Linked DNA regions of Homo sapiens: region 1 is linked to region 2. Evidence: chromatin contacts called from ENCODE Hi-C or POLR2A ChIA-PET data. All regions are on one chromosome and are shown on one strand. The core of a region is the stretch at or near the end of the contact, and the rest is flanking DNA. Distances in the headings are between cores, read along the strand shown. Region 1 overlaps NUP210L (nucleoporin 210 like). Region 2 holds the start of HAX1 (HCLS1 associated protein X-1).

What was found. Hi-C counts contacts between places; a loop is a spot of excess contacts on that map. ChIA-PET counts read pairs that join two places held with the same protein, here RNA polymerase II (POLR2A). Pooled maps may share reads with other maps.
Region 1: a loop to region 2 is called in a map of Caco-2, with 5 times the contacts of the local background. The contact joins the enhancer-like site here to the promoter of HAX1 in region 2. A Hi-C loop is called at or near these places in 30 of 168 maps with a recorded cell type or tissue (B cell, CD14-positive monocyte, CD4-positive, alpha-beta T cell and 18 more), 31 of 37 single-sample maps with no recorded cell type and 41 of 50 pooled maps. POLR2A ChIA-PET finds 5 or more read pairs at or near these places in 21 of 52 experiments (A549, AG04449, B cell and 16 more).

The regions. Positions count from the first base shown.
Region 1 is chr1:153,998,507-154,004,977 of GRCh38, reverse strand. It overlaps NUP210L (nucleoporin 210 like), which reads left to right. Exons shown (of 40, transcript NM_207308.3): 36 at 2,993-3,243; 37 at 3,918-4,122. Among named protein-coding and RNA genes, the nearest start is that of RPS27, 11 kb to the right of the region's middle. Within about 2 kb of position 3,222, at least 2 of the 41 ENCODE cell types and tissues checked have a DNase peak (open chromatin) inside an H3K27ac peak, as active enhancers do.
Region 2 is chr1:154,269,630-154,275,497 of GRCh38, reverse strand. HAX1 (HCLS1 associated protein X-1) reads right to left here and starts at 2,869. Exons shown (of 7, transcript NM_006118.4): 1 at 2,722-2,869; 2 at 1,900-2,162; 3 at 1,537-1,724; 4 at 497-548; 5 at 238-344; 6 at 15-105. The coding sequence starts at 2,774. UBAP2L (ubiquitin associated protein 2 like) reads right to left here. Exons shown (of 27, transcript NM_014847.4): 27 at 4,651-5,298. The coding sequence ends at 5,203. RefSeq lists an enhancer at 2,806-2,975 and a silencer at 3,113-3,253.

The DNA.
Region 1 (6,471 bases), core at 1,973-4,472, 270 kb after region 2:
GGAGGCTGAGGCAGGAGAACTGCTTGAACCCAGGAGGTGGAGGTTGCAGTGAGCCAAAATTATGCCACTACACTCCAGCCTGGGCGATAGAGTGAGATTCCATCTCAAAAAAAAAAAAAAAAAGAAAGAAAGAAAGAAAAGAAAAGAAAAAAAGAAAAGAGGAATAGCCTGGCCACAGTGGCTCATGCCTGTAATCCCAGCTACTCAGGAGGCCAAGGTGGGGGAATCCCTTGAGCCCAAGAGTTCAAGGCTGCAGTGAGCCGTGATCACACCACTGCACTACAGCCTGGGCAACAGATGGAGAACCTGTCTCAAAGAAAGAAAAGAGGAATAACGGCAGGGCATGGTAATCCCAGCACTTTGGGAGGCTGAGGTGGGCAGATCATTTGAGGTCAGGAGTTCAAGACCAGCCTGGCCAACATGGTGAAACTCTGCCTCTACTAAAAATACAAAAATTAGTAGGGCACCTGTAATCCCAGCTACGTGGGAGGCTGAGGCAGGAGAATCACTTGAACCAGGGAGGCAGAGCTTGAAGTGAGCTGAGATCGCACCACTGCACTCCAGCCTGGGCGACAGAACGAGACTTCGTCTCAAAAGAAAAAAAAAGAAGGCCGGGCGCAGTGGCTCACGCCTGTAATCCTGGCATTTTGAGAGGCTGAGGCAGGTGGATCACGAGGTCAGGAGATCGAGACCATCTTGGCTAACATGGTGAAACCCCGTCTCTACTAAAAATACAAAAAAATTAGCCGGGCGTGGTGGTGGGCACCTGTAGTCCCAGCTACTCGGGAGGCTGAGGCAGAAGAATGGCGTGAACCCAGGAGGCGGAGTTTGCAGTGAGCCAAGATCGCGCCACTGCACTCCAGCCTGGGCAACAGAGTGAGACTCCATCTCAAAAAAAAAAACAAAAAACAGGCAAGGATACCTGTGAAGGGGCAATAATGCAAGCATGAATTGATAAGGGTCTAGACCAGACTAATGGGTCTGGACCAGACTAGTAAGGGTCTAGCCCAGACTAATTATCCATAATTATCCAATTGCAATAATCCAAGCATGCATTGATAAGGGTCTAGACCAGACTAATAGAGAAATACTAAGAAGGGGCAGATGTCAGAGACATTTCAGAGAAGGAGTAAGCAAGATTTGGAAATGATTGGATATAGGGATGAAGGAAAGGATGTAAAGACAACTAAGGCCAGGTGCAGTGGCTCATGCCTATAATCCCAATGTTTTAGGAGGCTGAAGTGGGAGGATCACTTGAGCCCAGGAGTTTGAAACCAGCCTGGGCAACATAGCAAGACCTTGTCTCTCAAAAAATAAAATAGCCAGGCATGGTGGCGCGCACCTGTAGCCCTAGCTCTGAGGCAGGAAGATTGCTTGAGCCCAAGAATTCAAGGTTTCAGTGAGTTGTGATTGTGCCACTGCAGTCCGGCCTGGGCAAGAGCAAGACTCTGTCTCTACAAAAATAATAAATAGTCCAGGCATGGTGGCTCACGCCTGTAATCCCAGCACTTTGGGAGGCTGAGGTGGGAGGATCACGAGGTCAGGAGATCGAGACCATCCTGGCTAACAAGGTAAAACCTCGTCTCTACTAAAAATACAAAAATTAGCCGGATGTGGTGGCAGGCGCCTGTAGTCCCAGCTACTTGGGAGGCTGAGGCAGGAGAATGGCGTGAACCTGGGAGGCAGAGCTTGCAGTGAGCTGAGATTGCGCCACTGCACTCTAGCCTGGGCAACAGGGCGAGACTCTGTCTCAAAAATATATATAAAATAATAATAATAGCAATAAATAAAAATTAAAAATTAGCCAGGCATGGTGGCACATGCCTGGAGTCCTAGCTGCCTGGGAGGCTGAGGTGGGAGGATTACTTGAGCCCAGGAGTTTAAGGCTGCAGTGAGGTAGAATTGCACCACTGCACTCCAGCCTGGGCAACAGTGTGAAATTCTGTCTCTTTAAAAAAAAAAAAAAAAGACAGCTAAGGATTAATCATGGGTAACTGGAAAAACAGTTCCTACCATTGATAAAAATAATGACACCAAGAGGTGGTCTGATACATAAGTTATTAATGATGCTCAAAGCTTGTCTGTCTTTCACAAACCCTTTCCTGAGTTCACCAGCACTGACTACTTCATTCTATATCCCCAGCTCTTAATTGCCCTGCTTGTGTTATATCATTTAATATTCCCTGACATGTTGAATAAGAATGGTATTCTTAGCCAGGGAGCAGTTTCTCACGCCTGTAAACCCAGCACTTTGGGAGGCCAAGGCAGGAGGATCGCTTGAGCCCAGGAGTTTGAGACCAGCCTGGGCAACATAATGAAGTCCCTTCTCTATAAAAAATATAATTTTTTTTTTTGAGACGGAGTCTTGCTCTGTCCCCAAGCTGGAATGCAGTGGTGTGATCTCAGCTCACTGCAACGTCCATCTCAAGCAATTTCCCTGCCTCAGTCTCCCAAGTAGCTGGGATTACAGGTACCCACCATCACACCCGGCTAATCCTCGTATTTTTAGTAGAGATGGGGGTTTCACCATGTTGGCCAGGCTGGTCTCGAACTCTTGACCTTGTGATCCACCCACCTCAGCTAAAAAATACAAAAATTAGCCAGGCACAGTGGCTCATGCCTGTAATCCCAGCTACTCGGGAGGCTGAGGTGGGAGGATCGCCAGAGCCTGGGAGGTCGGGCTGCAGAATGCCATGATCACGCCACTGTGCTCTAGCCTGCACGACACAGTGAGACCCTGTCTCCAAAAAAAAGAAAGAATGGTATTCTCAGAAAACAAGTTTAGTTGTGGTTTCTCTAGGAGTATTTTTCTTTTTATTTGGCATCCTCCTCGTAGTGGCCAATATTGTGCTGATATTGAATACTCAAAACTAAATTCACATTTTCTCTTTTGCTGAATTTGCATGTCACAATTTTCCCTTCCTATCCTAATTCAGTTGGCTCAATAGAGCCTCTGAACCTTCCTGCTCAGTTTTTCCTCTTTTTTTTCCAGGGGTTTATGTCTGCATAATCAAGGTTCGACCGCAGTCAGAGGAGCTGCTACAGGCCCTCAGTGTGGCTGACACCTCAGTCTATGGGTGGGCTACACTGGTCAGTGAACGTAGCAAGAATGGAATGCAACGAATCCTCATTCCTTTCATCCCAGCCTTTTATATTAACCAGTCAGAATTGGTTCTTAGCCACAAACAAGATATCGGGGAGATAAGAGTACTGGGAGTGGACAGAGTTCTTAGGAAGCTAGAGGTATGTTAAGAACTGAACCAAAACAGAACAAGAGATCAGGAATTTGAAAAGATAGTTTTCATTCTCACTTCAAGGGCAAAAGAAGTTACTGAGTGACCTAATAAAAATTACCATAGGAAATGACAAAATCAAATGAAGAAAACCCATCTCCTTCATAATGCCAGGCAGGCTCCCAGAGTCCAAAATCTAGGTCATAAGCTTTGTCAACATACCTAAAGGAGTAAAAAAAGTAAATGATTGGCCGAGCGCGGTGGCTCATGCCTGTAATCCCAGCACTTTGGGAGGCCAAAGTGGGTGGATCACAAGGTCAACAGATCAAGACCATCCTGGCCAACATGGTGAAACCTCTTCTCTACTAAAAGTACAAAAATTAGCTGGACGTGGTGGCGGACACCTGTAGTCCCAGCTACTCGGGAGGCTGAGGCAGGAAAATTGCTTGAACCCGGGAGGCAGAGGTTGCAGGGAGCTGAGATCGCGCCACTGCACTCCAGCCTGGGTGACAGAGCGAGACTCCCTCTCAACAACAACAAAAAAGTAAATGATTTGATTGTCGGCTAGCTAGCTAGAAATCCAGATCTTGACAATTATTGTACTGTATATGTTTCAGATTGGAACATACTGATACAAAGTTGATTTTTCTTCTTTTAAATAAAAGGTTTTATCTTTTCTCCAAGGTCATCTCCAGCTCCCCAGTTCTAGTGGTCGCTGGCCATAGCCACTCTCCCCTCACTCCTGGCCTGGCCATTTACTCTGTAAGAGTGGTCAACTTCACTTCCTTCCAGCAAATGGCATCACCTGTTTTCATCAATATTTCCTGTGTACTCACCAGTCAAAGTGAGGCAGTGGTAGTGAGGGCTATGAAAGATAAGTTGGGTGCAGGTAAGCATCAGAGATTCCTATTTATAATCTAGAGAGGAAAAGAAGAAAGAATGTATTACATTAGTACCCCCCATCTGCAGTTTTGCTTTCCGCATTTCACTTAACTGTCAACCACGGTCCAAAAATAAATGAAAAACTCCTGAAATAAACAGTTTAAATTGTGCACTGTTCCAAATAGCATGAGGAAATCTCACACTGTCCTGCTCTGGTCCCCAACCATGAATCATCTCTTTGTCCAGCATGTTCACACCGTATACACTATCAGCCCTTTAGTCACTTAGTAGCAGTCTCTGCTATCAAATCAACTGGTATCAAGGTATCACAGTGCAGTGCTTGTTTCAAGTAACCCTTATTTTACTTAATAATGGCTCCAAAGCACAAGAGTGGTGATGCCTGCAATTCGGGTATGCCAAAAAGAAGCTGGAAAGTGCTTCCTTTAAGTGAAAAAGTGGAAGTTCTCAACTCAGTAAGGAAAACATAGTACGTAGAGGGTTCAATATTATCTGTGGCATCCACTGAGGGTCTTGGAACATATTCCCCACAGATATGGGGGGACAGATGTTATCACAGTTTAGTTAATGGGAAACATTCAGCCACTTGACCAAGATTACTCAAACTAGTTGAGGCATGAATCTTCCAAACCTACCCAAAATACAACCTTTAGGTAGCTTTCTTAACACTACCTAAATTTTATATTTAACTTATATATTTAAGAATAGTTGTCAGCCAGGCATGATGGCCCATGCCTTGTAATTCCAGCACTTTGGGAGGCCGAGGTGGGCAGATCCCTTGAGCTCAGGAGTTCAAGACCAGCCTGGGGAACAAGGCAAAACTCTGTATCAACAAAAAAGTACAAAAAAAAAATTACCTGGGCATGGTGGCATGGACCTGTGGTCCCAGCTACTCGGGAGGCTGAGGCAGGAGGATTGCTTGAGACCAGGAGTTCAAGGCTGCAGTGAACTGTGATTGTGCCACTGCACTCCAGCCTGGTGACAGAGCAAGACCCTGTCTCAAAAAAAAAAAAAGGAAAAAGAATAGTTGTCAGTTTAACACGAGTTTGCCAGCTTTGTAAGTATACTATTTGCCCTATTTTAAACCTTTTTTTTTTTTTTTTTTTTTTTGAGAGAGTCTTGCTCTGTCACCCAGGCTGGAGTGCAATGTCGTGATCTCGGCTCACTGCAACCTCCACCTCCCAAGTTCAAGCGATTCTCCCGCCTCAGACTCCTGAGTAGCTGGGATTACAGGCACACACCACCATGCCCTGCTAATTTTTGTATTTTTGTAGAAATGGGGTTTCACCATGTTGGCCAGGCTGGTCTGGAACTCCTGACCTCAGGTGATCCACCCGCCTTGGCCTCCCAAAGTGCTGGGATTACAGGCATGAGCCACCGCACCCGGCCAATCTTATTGATAAATGTTTTGTTGTCTTCAAAAGTATTTAAATCTTTTTGCATCAGGCAATGGGCCAATGTTAACCCTAGAACCAAGACTTAGCTTTCCCAAATCCTGATTCCAGGCATTACCTAGTTTAGAAATAATGCCACATTGGATAGGATGGGAATAGTTACGAAAAGGTGTTAGAAAAGCTAGAGAACCATCAGTCTCCTTATATTGTATTTGTCACGCCCACTTCCCCACCCCTCAAGGGAAGCTACTTAATTACTGGGAACTATCTAAGCTAAATTATAGTGTATCTCCTAATGGGAAATAGGTTTTTGCTGATGTTTACGTGAGCATCTGGTTTGTATTGATCATTATCCTAAGCACATTTATATGCTTTTGGTTTAATTCTCATAACTCTAGGAGGTAGGTATTTTTCCCCAAGAGCTGAGGAAACTGAGATGCTGGTGCAGTGGCTCACACCTGTAATCCTAGCACTTTGGGAGGCTAAGATGGAGGATCACTTGAGCTCAGGAGTTCAAGACCAGGCTAAGCAACACAGCAAGACCTTATCTCTACTAAAAATCAAAAGAATTAGCCAGGCATGGTGGCATGCACCTGAAGTCCAGGCAGGAGGTTGAGGTGGGAGGACTGCCTAAGCCCAGGAGGTTGAAGTTGCAGTGAGGCATGATCACACCACTGCACTCCAGCCTGGGTGACAAAACGAGACCCTGTCTCAGGAATTAAAAAAAAAAAAAAAAAAAAAAGGATCTCTAGATACTATCACAGAATGTATTGGAACAGAGTTTTTAAATCTAGAGACCACGGATCCCCACAAAGGTCCATAGATAGAATTCAAGGTGTCCATTACCCAAGTGGAGAAAAATTGCATCTTTTTCTTTCCTTTTTTTTTTTTTTTTTTGAGACAGAACCTCGCTCTGTCGCCCAGTCTGGAGTGCAGTGGCACCA
Region 2 (5,868 bases), core at 1,620-4,119:
GTCTTTTAACTTACCACCCCTAGGACTGCTATCTGCTTCGTGTCGGGTTACTGTAGTCTCTGTCCGGCCCTCACTGTCCACCACAGTCCGGCGCTCCTCCACTATCTACAAAGAGAAGTCCCCACCATATTCCGAATGTTACTAAAGGTTATGCTCAGCAGTTTCTTTACACAGATCCCTGTTTCAGGGCATTCGTTCCCTGGCCATACTTTCCTTTACCTCTTTCTTTCAACTCACCCCATCTGGTTTAGTGATCTTGGTCACAGAGATGCTCTTGAAATAGGATTTGGGCTGGGGCTGTAGAACCGGGCCAAGACCCTCCTGGGAAACCTGGGAATCAAGATCTGGAAGAGCAGAGAGATGAAGAAGCAGGAGAGAAAGAGTCCAAAGGAAAAAAGGAGACAAGTGTACAGGAAGAAACTTCAGGGAGGGAGAACACACAGAACTTCAGAAGAATAACAAAAGGCTGGTAAACTTCCCCTTCCTCCAGACTTACCATTGTCCTCTCTGGTTCTAGGATGGGGGTCCATAGGCCATACATCATCAAACTGCAGAAGAAACCATAGTAAGTGAAAAGACTCCTTCCAATCTGAAATTTGAAAGGTCATAGACCTCAAACTACTCCCGAGCTCCAAAACCCCCTTCCACAGAAGAGATAATTCCATTCAGAATAGCCTTATTTACACACTCCTTCCTGGCTGTTTTATGTATCCTTCTACCAGAAAGACTTCCTGAACTGATATATTCCTATCCTCTGTGCACAATCCTGCCTTATCCAAGAATTATCTAGACCAGTGGTGTTTTTTTGTTTTTGTTTTTTAAAAGAAACAGAACACCCATCTCCCCCCAAAGAAAATCCCACAAGCTTAATATAGAAAACAGAAAACACTAAATGGAGGGCTTAGGATTCCAACCCAAGGCTATCAGATTCAAACAAGAATTGCAATCTTTGGCCAGGCATGATGGCTCACACTTGTAATTCCAGCACTTTGGGAGGCCGAGGTGGGTGGATCACCTGAGGTCAGGAGCTCAAAAGCAGCCTGGCCAACACGGTGAAACGCCATCTCTACTAAAAACACAAAAATTAGCTGGGCGTTTGGCAGGCGACTGTAATCCCAGCTACTCAGGAGGCTGAGGCAGGAGAATCACTTGAACCTGGGAATTGGAGGTTGCAGTGAGCTGAGATTGTGCCACGGCACTACAGCCTGGGCAACAGAGCAAGGCTGGGTCTCAAACAATTTTTGAGATGGAGTCTCCACCTCCTGGGTTCAACCAATTCTCCTGCCTCAGCCTCCTGAGTAGCTGGCATTACAGGCACCTGCCACCATGCCCGGCTAATTTTTTGTATTTTTAGTAGACACGGGGTTTCACCATGTTGACCAGGCTGGTCTCCAACTCCTGACCTCTGGTGATCTGCCCACCTCGGCCTCCCAAAGTGCTGGGATTACAGGCGTGAGCCACCGCACCTAGCCAGTCTTTGCACTTTATTAGTGGTCTCTCACAAGCTCTCACTTCAGGACCAGATGGGATACTCACCCTATGAAATGGCCTCTGGGAGCCCCAGTCTGGTGCTGGTTGGGGGGATTCACTTCTTGCATCACTCTCCAAGACCCCCCCAAAGATCCTGGGCTGGTGACTATCTGGATACTTAAGCATTGAGTCCCGAAGTGTCTGTCCCTCCCGTAGTCTCTCACCAGGTGTCTCTGACTCAGGACCTGGAAGTTCTGCAGAAAGGTGGCAGGTGTTTGCTGGGATGGGAAAGGACTTGGGCTCTATTAATCTCTCTGAAATCATCAGTCTTCTCACACTTCCCATCCCCCAGCTACTCCCTGCAGGCTCTTTATTTCACCCACCAACCCACCAGAAACCACAGGTTGCCCCTTAGGGAAAGCCACACACCAGGAGGATGGGAAGGCAAGGTCCAGGCCCCCATATCGCTGAAGATGCTATTGAAATCTCGTACTAGGTCATCAAAGCCGAAGTTATCGTGGAAACGTATCCCTCCTCCTGGGCTGAAGCTGAAGCCGAAGCCAAATTCCTCAGGGGGGTGCTGAGGACTATGGAACCTTGGGTTCCCACGGCCCCATGAGCCCCCTTCTTCTTCTTCTTCCTCATCATCATCTTCATCTCGAGTCATCCCTCCAAAAAAGGGATCTCTGTGGCTGAGAGTGGAGGCAGATTGGCCACCAATATTTCAGCACTATTTAAGCCATTAAATCAACTCATGGGTGGCAAAGTGGGACAAGAGCAAGGGGTCTGGGAAGCTAGGGAGAGGGTCGGAGGACTGGCTGCCACATCAAAACATTAATACAATGGCTGACAGTTCTTTTTTTTTTTTTTTTTTTTTAATCAAAGTCAGACCTCAGCTCGCAGCTCCCTTCATACACCTTCCCCCAGTTTTTCTTCAGTGTGCCCCAGTCCCTCCTCTCTCTCCCAAGGTCCTGCTCACTTGCTCACTGTCTTATTCCCCAGACCCTCACGGTCTTCCCCGCCCGGGTCCCTGTTGCATCACCCCAGGTTGGAGAAAGGCTTAGTTTGCTGTTTCTCCTCTTAATGACCGCCTTGGTTACTGTGGCGGGGTGAGTGTTCAATGTTGCGACTTCTGTCCTCTCTGCAGGAGTTGAAGGAGTGGGACAGAGGATGTTTTTCCAAAAATAAGACGTAGGGGTCAAGCTCCCCTCAGACGACCCCCACCCTTGTCCGAGCCGGACCTACTCTCACCTCCGAGGTCCAGGAAAGCCGAAAAAGCCCCGGAAGAGATCAAAGAGGCTCATTCCCGTACTGGGACGCGAACCTTTGAACCCCTCCAGTGGTCCATTCGCAGACGGGGGAAACCTGCGCAGCCCTGTGAGAAATTGAGCGAGGCGTCAGCCCACGCTACCGGAAAGCAAGCCCGCGATCCTGACACTGTCGTAAACGACGGTAAGCCGGACGTGAAATGGAGGCGGGACCGAAGGTCTTCCTCAAATTTGAAAGGCTTTATCTTTACCCCACCTTTCAGAGACCAGTTTCCGTGACGGGAGTGGGCGTGACGCACTTTCAGTTTCCTATGACCGCCTTCCTCCTAAATCTGTTCTTCTTTCTGCAGACCAACTCAGTACGAAAAGCGATTTCGAGGGTTTGACTCTGGATGGCACCCGGATAAAGCCGCCAGAGGGCAGCCCAGCCGCACAAATGGACCGGCTTGAGGGCGTCCCTCAACCACCCCACCCGCGGGGCTGGCCAGCCTCACAGCAGAAGCCACCTCGCTCCTTACTCGGGCGTTCTTTTTGACTGACCTGGGCGATGTCTGCTGTTAGAGGGATGAACAAAATGCTTTTCCAAGCTCCTTCTAGTATTGAATTTCCCAGAGAAGAGATCAAGACATAAGAGACGCATGGACTTAACTTCCTCCACCTCTCTAGCTACTAGGGAGTTTGTTATAACTATATAGAATTCTTTTTTCTAAGCAGGCTCTGCAACCAGCAAGACAAAGGATTTTTAAGAAAGCAAGGGAAGGGAAGCTAGTTGAGTCCTGAGAAGGAACAAATTGGGGGTTATAAAGAAATATCCCTTTGGTATCTTTTTTTTTTTTTTTTTTTTTTTTTTTTTGAGACAGAGTTTTCTCTCATGTTTCCCAGGCTGGAGTGCAGTGGCACCATGTCGGCTCACTGCAACCTTCGCCTCCCAGGTTCTCTCCTGTCTCAGCCTCCCGAGTAGCTGGGATTACAGTCATGCGCCTCCACGCCCGGCTACTTTTGTATTTTTTGTAGAAACGGGGTTTCACCATGTTGACCAGGCTGGTCTCGAACTCCTGACCTAAGGTGATCCGCCCAACCCAGCCTCCCAAAGCGCCTGTCCTCATTCCTTTTTAAAAGTGTTTTGTTCAAAACCTCTCCGAGACCTGTCTCTCCCTGTACCCCATCCCCAAGCCAGACCTTGCTCTAGATTCTTTTTCAAAGAATTGGGTATAGCTATGTCACAGAGAAGCATCCAAGAAGCCACTACTACAGTAGTCCATTCCTAGGGGGAATGGGCCCCAAGGTTTTGTTTTTTTATTTCGTTTTTGGGGTACAGGTGGTGTTTGGTTACATGGATGAGTTCTTTAGTGATTTCTGCGACTTTAGCGCACCCATCACCCGAGCAGTGTACACTGTACCCAATATGTAGTCTTTCATCCCTCACCCCACTCCAAGATTTAGTTCTGCCAGACGATACATGTTGCCTTCACTTCTTTTTAGTTTATTTGCCTGGACCCATCTAAGTCATACTTAAAACTCTATAAAGCATTTTTTTTCTTTGAAATGGTCTCAGCTCCTTCTTGATCCTCTCCATTTTCCACCCAATCTCCTCTATCCCTCTCCCTTTACTGCCTGAAATCGGCTGTAGATGTAGCAGTTTCTGGAGGAAATGAAGATTTGTGGTGGTTCTTTCCAGTCACCAGGTTGTGAAAGTCTTAGGGGTGAGGGGAAGGAAATCCCCTCAAGGACAAGATACTACTACCACATTAAGGTCAGGAGTTCTTAAAGGGCGAAGATTTCATTTTATTCCACTGCCTTCAGGGGCCTGCTAGAGGAGGCCCAGTTGGTACAGTAATACTTATTCACCAAGCTGGTCATCGACGAAATTGAGGATGTCCTAGACGGAGCAAGAATAGGCAGAGGCTGAAGGTAGAGGTTTTCTTTTTATATATACAAGACACATTAATCCATTAAATTTGAGGACACAGTACAAAAAAAAAAAAAAAACAAAAAAAAAACCACTTCAACTAATTCATCTGACAATGCTGTTCATATTCATGACGCCATTTTTTTGTTTGTTGTTGTTGTTGTTTTCCTAATAATAAAGAAGGAGACTTAGGGCTGTTGGGCTGATATATGTTTGGGGGTCCCACCTCCCCGCCTCATCCGTACACCACCAGGGTGAACAGGAGGAAGCAAAGGAAGTGCAGGGCCCATAGCAAAGTTTCATAATCTTGAATGCAAGAGGGGAGAAGGAATGGAAGGGGGAAAAAAAAGGAGAAAATACAAATCCTATAATACATACAACAGGGTGGGGATGGTATAGGAATGGGACAGACATGAAGCTGAGGCATGGGGTGGGCCGCTGGGGGTGGGGGGCAGCGGAAACCCCCCACATTCCTTTCTCTTTGATGCTGTTTCCATAGTTTCCAGGCTGAGAAGCCCTCTCAGAAGATGGGACCGGGAGAAGAGGGTCAGGGCCTCAGTTGGCCCCCCAGCTGTAGCTGTTGTAGGCAGACTTGTTGGTCTGGGGCTTCTGCGGGATGGAGCTGGTCTGGCTACGTTGCCCGCTGCCCGTCTGCAGGGGAATGGGAGGATCATGAGGAGGAAAAAGGTGTCTAGTTAGTGGTACAAATTTGTAACATCTTCAGGTGGAGATGTGCAAACTGTCTTGCTCTCCCATTCCCCTCACTACTATTAGAACCATAGAAAATTTGGTCTGCATAGCTGCTAAAGCCCCTTTCTTACAAGCAGGAAGGCATTTTTGACTTTTAAATAGGGAAAAGATGAAGAGGGCAAGATACCTTTAGAGACAAGGTAGTGAGTGAGTTCTACTCATTTTCAATTCTACATTCTCACACTACCCCCTCTCTCCCCTGCTCTTGGAGATGGGTGATCACAAGGCAATTTCATTTCCATTGATCCCCATTAATGCCTCAATTTGGAAAGCTGTCTTTGAGGAAGGAAGCCCTTATTCTAGCTCCAGCCACCTATAATGGAGCTCTCAAGAGGCCACTTGCATCGCCCCACAGATCCCCACCCCTACCACACATCACATCTGTGAGCCCATTTCAGGCAGGTATGAGAGGCAGTCTGAGGCCTCAGGCTCCAGATGCTGCCCCAAGAATCTTTTCCATTCTGGTAACCG